2 separate regions of the Homo sapiens genome follow, and region 2 is linked to region 1. Evidence: chromatin contacts called from ENCODE Hi-C or POLR2A ChIA-PET data. All regions are on one chromosome and are shown on one strand. Each heading gives the region's core, a stretch centred on a gene start or an enhancer-like site at or near the end of the contact. The rest is flanking DNA. Distances are from core to core; before and after follow the strand shown.

The links. Hi-C counts contacts between places; a loop is a spot of excess contacts on that map. ChIA-PET counts read pairs that join two places held with the same protein, here RNA polymerase II (POLR2A). Pooled maps may share reads with other maps.
Region 2: a pooled map shows a loop between it and region 1 (2.9-fold over the local background). The contact joins the enhancer-like site here to the promoter of RPL11 in region 1. A Hi-C loop is called at or near these places in 2 of 50 pooled maps. POLR2A ChIA-PET finds 5 or more read pairs at or near these places in 13 of 52 experiments (A549, AG04450, BJ and 9 more).

What each region holds. Positions count from the first base shown.
Region 1 is chr1:23,690,470-23,693,088 of GRCh38, forward strand. It overlaps RPL11 (ribosomal protein L11), which reads left to right and starts at 1,337. Exons shown (of 6, transcript NM_000975.5): 1 at 1,337-1,360; 2 at 2,140-2,290. The coding sequence starts at 1,355. RefSeq lists an enhancer at 1,299-1,618.
Region 2 is chr1:23,591,720-23,594,338 of GRCh38, forward strand. No RefSeq gene overlaps it. Among named protein-coding and RNA genes, the nearest start is that of ID3, 34 kb to the left of the region's middle. RefSeq lists enhancers at 525-1,724, 978-1,257, 981-1,752, 1,753-2,523. Within about 2 kb of position 1,337, at least 12 of the 41 ENCODE cell types and tissues checked have a DNase peak (open chromatin) inside an H3K27ac peak, as active enhancers do; they include OCI-LY7, where a contact is called at or near this core.

The DNA of each region.
Region 1 (2,619 bases), core at 87-2,586:
CCACCACGCCCGGCTAATTTTTTTTTTTTTTTTTTTTTGTATTTTTAGTAGAGACGGAGTTTCACCGTGTTAGCCAGGATGGTCTCGATTTCCTGACCTCGCGATCCGCCCGTCTCGGTCTCCCAAAGTGCTGGGATTACAGGCGTGAGCCACCGCGCCCGGCCGCTGTTAAGTACTTATATGTGAATAAGCGTAAGAAAGTATTGCTTATCAATAGCATATACATTTACAGTCTGGAAAAATGGTTAGGCCAACCAACCAGAGATTGTCCACAAGGGTGGCTGAGATAGTGACACCTTTGCTTTCTGATGGTTCAATGTACACAAACTTTGTTTCATGCACAAACTTACTTAAAATATTGTATAAAATTACCTTCAGACTATGTGTATAAGGTGTATATGGAACATAAATTAATTTCATATTCAGACTTGGGTTCCATCCCCAAGATATCTCATTATGTTTATGCGAATATTCCATAATCCGGAAAAATCCCAAATCTAAAAACCGTCTGGTCCCAGGCTTTTCAGGTTAGGAATACGCACCCTGTAGTAACTTGCCCAAGGTCACATAGCTACTAGCTGGTCGAGACAGGACCACATCTGCCTGTCTTCAAGCTCGGGACTCTTAAACCACCACTCCTTTCCGTTTGTATAAATTCTATTTGTGCCCGGAGTGGTGGCTCACGCCTGTAATCCCAGCACTTTGGGAGGCCAAGGCGGGTGGATCATTTGAGGTCAGGAGTTCCATACCAGCCCGACCAACATGGTGAAACCCCATCTCTACTAAAAATACAAACAAATTAGACCGGTATGGTGGTGCGTGCCTGTAATCCCAGCTACTTGGGAGGCTGAGGCAGGAGAATCGCTTGAACCCGGGAGGCGGAGGTTGCAGTGAGCCGATATCGCGCCACTGCACTTCAACCTGGGTGACACAGCGAGGCTCCGTCTCAAAAAATAAATAAATAAATAAATTATATTTGTTTACGTTGTTACAGAATAAATTTGCGTCATAATTTGCATGATTGATTTAATGTAGTTTTGGCGTTCTCATCACACAAGGACCACCAGCTCGTGACACTGGGAGGAGAGAACGTCCTCAAGGTCCGGAAACTCAAGGACGTGCTGATTCGGGAGCTTTCAAAAACTATTTTTGGAAAACCCAGATCCCGGTCTTCAGCCAGCGTCGCCTGCAGTGGCTAGCACTACCCACAAGGGAGAAGCCGACGCTGCAGGGCTTTGCCAAATGCGCCTCTCTTCCTCGTCTTCATCTCTGTGGTTAGCCTGGGAAAAGAGCCCGCCTCCTGGCCCATAAGGCCCTCGGCCGGAAGCTCCGCTTTCTCTTCCTGCTCTCCATCATGGCGGTGAGTAGCTGGGACCTGGATTTGCTTTCCTTTATCCGTCGCCATCCATGGCAGGCCGAGCCTGCGGGGGCTACTTCGCCCGCAGCCCGAGGAATATGGAGCCCGCAATGCCTGCTGGCCCAAAACTAGCAGAGCCGTTCGAGCCAAGGACGCAGGGTTGAATTCTGTCACTTTCCCTGCCATCGTTTTAGGAGCGGCTCCGGGCACTTGCCCGGAGTGCTCAGAAGCACGGTCAGGAGGCTGCAGCGGGGGCAGATGGGGTGAATGGAGGGTTCTGAGGCAGGGGGGTCCGGGCCTTTTCCTGGTCCCGGGGACTTGAGACTTGCTCGGTGCTAGGAAACCTTAGTCGGTTGCTCCGCTTAGGGAAGGTGCCAGCCTTTAGACAGCTTCCGAATAGGATGCTGGACGTCGCATAACCACGTGTTTCCTGTTAACTGAGCAATTAAGTTCTGTTTCTTCGCTCACTCCCCTTAGTTGGCCTTACAATGGGGGCGCTCTTTGTTACCCTGAGCCTCTTAGGGTTCGATCTCAGTGTCCGTATCTTTTAACACTCAATAACTGTCCTGAGTTTTCTCTTCACCCGTTCCGTTCGTGGAGGAAGGATAGGTTCCGAGCTGTCTTCTTCCCTTGATGTCCCCTAAACATTATACCTTTTAAACATTCAGGGTCTTCGTTACGATTTGGGATGAGCAGAAATAAAAATGCTGTGCAGATAGAAAGTAGTAAAACTCAGGGCCCTCAGCTGTGAGTGTATTGACTGCTGCTCTTCCCTGTTGCAGCAGGATCAAGGTGAAAAGGAGAACCCCATGCGGGAACTTCGCATCCGCAAACTCTGTCTCAACATCTGTGTTGGGGAGAGTGGAGACAGACTGACGCGAGCAGCCAAGGTGTTGGAGCAGCTCACAGGGCAGACCCCTGTGTTTTCCAAAGGTGAGTAGTCACAAGGACATACAGGGTTTGCCTGCTTGGGTCGCTTGGTTGTTTCTTGATTTACCTGCTGTCGAGTCTGTTTAGAAAGTGACAGTCGGCATCACTTAAAGCATTAAATTCATGAGCCGGCCAAGAGGTGTCTTTTTTTTTTTTTTTTATTCAAGATGGCGTGTGGGATTGGAACACTAGATTTTATTTGAGCAGATCTTAAGCTAAGACTAGCCCAAGTAAAGATTTTCCTAAGTAACTAGGATATGAGATAGAGTGGAAATGTCAGGAACGAAGTAAAGATCATTAGATCTGATTAGCAGTTAGGGTTATATAGGCTG
Region 2 (2,619 bases), core at 87-2,586, 99 kb before region 1:
GGGAGGAAGGAAGAGCCCGCTGACATCACAGCTGAGAGGCCCAGAGCTCGGTTGTGGCCCAGGGGCCAGCGCTACCAGGGCAGGCCCCCAGCCTGAGTCACTCCCACCTGTAAGTCAGGCGACCAGGCCAAGCCTGGGGGTGGGGGCACTGTTCTGAGAGGCATAGGGCGGGCAGAGAGAGGTGGCAGCTGCTGCCCACCCGGGACCTCCTCCTTTCGTCCCTCAGGCCTCCTCCAGCCATTCACTGTCCTCGGCATTATGGAGGCCTGGGCAAGGCACAGGTCCTCGGTTTCCCCATCTGGAAAGGGGAGTGGAGGGGGAGGAAGGATTTGGGCTCAAAGGTCTCAGAGGATCAAATCCAGGCATCTCTGTTTGTCATAGATGACCTCACCCCAGCTATTGATCTCCACTCCCTTGCACCCACATCTGCCTTGTGTTCCTGTCTCTGGGCCCCCATTCAAGCTCTTCATCCTCCTCTTCCCCCGTTCCCCAATATACTAGTACCTCCTCTCCTAAGCAAACACTTTCCACCCTCCAGGCTTGGGGAGGCTGGGTGCAGGAGAGGAAGGAACATGGGCTTTGGAGCCTGACAGCTGGTTCCAGATCCGGCCTTGTCCCTGACACCTTTCGTCTATTGTCACCCTTTTGACCTCAGTTTTCCTTTCTGTAGAGTGGGTATATCTACCTTCTACATTGTGGTAAAGATTTTTTTTAAAAGCCTGTTGTGAAAGTTTGTTTCCTTTGCCTTTTTTTTTTTTCTAGTTTGTTACTGCTGCTCTGAAGCTTTTCAGCATTTCTTGAAATAATGAATTCCAGTAACACTGATAGCTCTTGGCCGGCCCACCATGAAGCCCTTGATCCCAGCCTGGCTGAGAATAGACTGTTTCACACATCACTAACTCTGCCCCAGCCTCTGGCTCAGAGCTAGTAGCAGGACATGAAGGTTTACTGAACACCAAACAGATGGTGAGTGCCCTGCTAAGAACTTCACATACATCTGCCCCCTCCATCCTCCTCACTGTGAGGAAGTGTCATCGTCCCCACCAGAAAAACAAGGACTGGGAGGTGTCCTGACTTGCCCAGGCAGAGACTGGTGAGTGATGAGGCTGGAAAAGTGACAGGGCCCAGTTCTTGAAGGGCTCTGAATATATTTTATCTTTTTAATCATTTTATTATTTTTATAGAGATGGGGGCCTCACTATGTTATCTAGGCTGGTATCCAACTCCTGGCCTCAAGTGATGCTCCCACCTCAGTCTCCCAGAGTGCTGAAATTACAGGCATGAGCCACCATGCCCAGCTGAATACACTACCTTAAGGGCAGTGGAGAGGTTTTAGACAGGGAGGCAACATGATCAGACTTGGGCTGAAGGCTGGGTGGGGTTGAGATAGGTAGGGAGGAAAGAGAAGGGTAATAGTTTGATTTCTGCTTCCCAGAGTTGTAAGAAGGGTGAGCTTGCCTTGTCAAAGAGGGAAGGTGATTGGGCAGGGCAGATGGGAACACAGCTAACACCTGTGAACTGGAATGAGCCATGTGAGCTGGGATTGGGTGAGAAGCTTGGGATGGGCGCACGTTGCCTAATACATGGCCTTAGGCAAGTTATTTGGCTTCTCTGAATCTCAAGTTTCTCATCTGTAAAATGGGCTTAATCACAGTATAACTTCCTGAGGAGCCGTGAGACTTCAGCAAGATAATTAAGACATGCAAAGCACTTACTTGGACCAGGGCCTGGCATAGAACAAGTGCTCAAGAACCACCAAGCACTGTGAAAAGCGAGACATCATCGTGATTTTTATTGTAATCCTCATGGCTCTTGGGATAGCCTTTCCAGTCGGCTGGGGGCTTCAACTCCCAGGAGCATTCCCAAGCCCAGCAGTTTCAGGTGGGCTCTGTTAGCTGATGTTTCCCTGCTTCCTGGCAGGGAGGGTGGGAATGGCAGCCAAGAGTGCAGGTGTCACGTCCCCTCCCTCCCCATCTATTTCCAGCGTAGCTGCCTGAGGCCACTGCCAGGTGTGGGTGGTGAGTCAGAGCCAGGCTGAGAGGACAAGGCAGCCCCGGGGGCCTGAAGCTGTCTCAGCCTCCCTCCCTCGGCCTTTCCCATGGGCATTTTGAAGGGGGAAGGCTGGGCCAGTGCCCAAGGGTCCTCCATCAGTGTCACATAGAGGACACAGGGTAGAGACCCAAGGTCCCCCAATCTACCTCTTTGCTGGCTGGAGGTGGGGGCAGAGGCCATGTTCTATTCATCTCTACCTCCAAGAATATCTAAGACAGGGCTTGGCACATAATAGGGATGCAAGAAATGCACGTTGACTGAATGAAGCAATGTTTGTTCAGGACTTTAGAGGAGCAGGATTTGTTCATGAGAACAGACTATGAGCTCTGCAGACAGACAGACAGACAGAGAGATAGACAGGGTTTATATGACCCCGGATAGGGGAATTTGCCTCTCTGAGCCTCAGTTTGCTCATCAGTGAAATGGGGATAACAATGTGTACTTTATATTAAGGACTGTTGTGAGGTGTAAGTGGGGCAACCTCAGGAAACTGTCTACTGTGCCTGAGACTATATCTATAATAACATTGATCACATTTTGTTGCAAGTATGTATTGCCATATTTGCC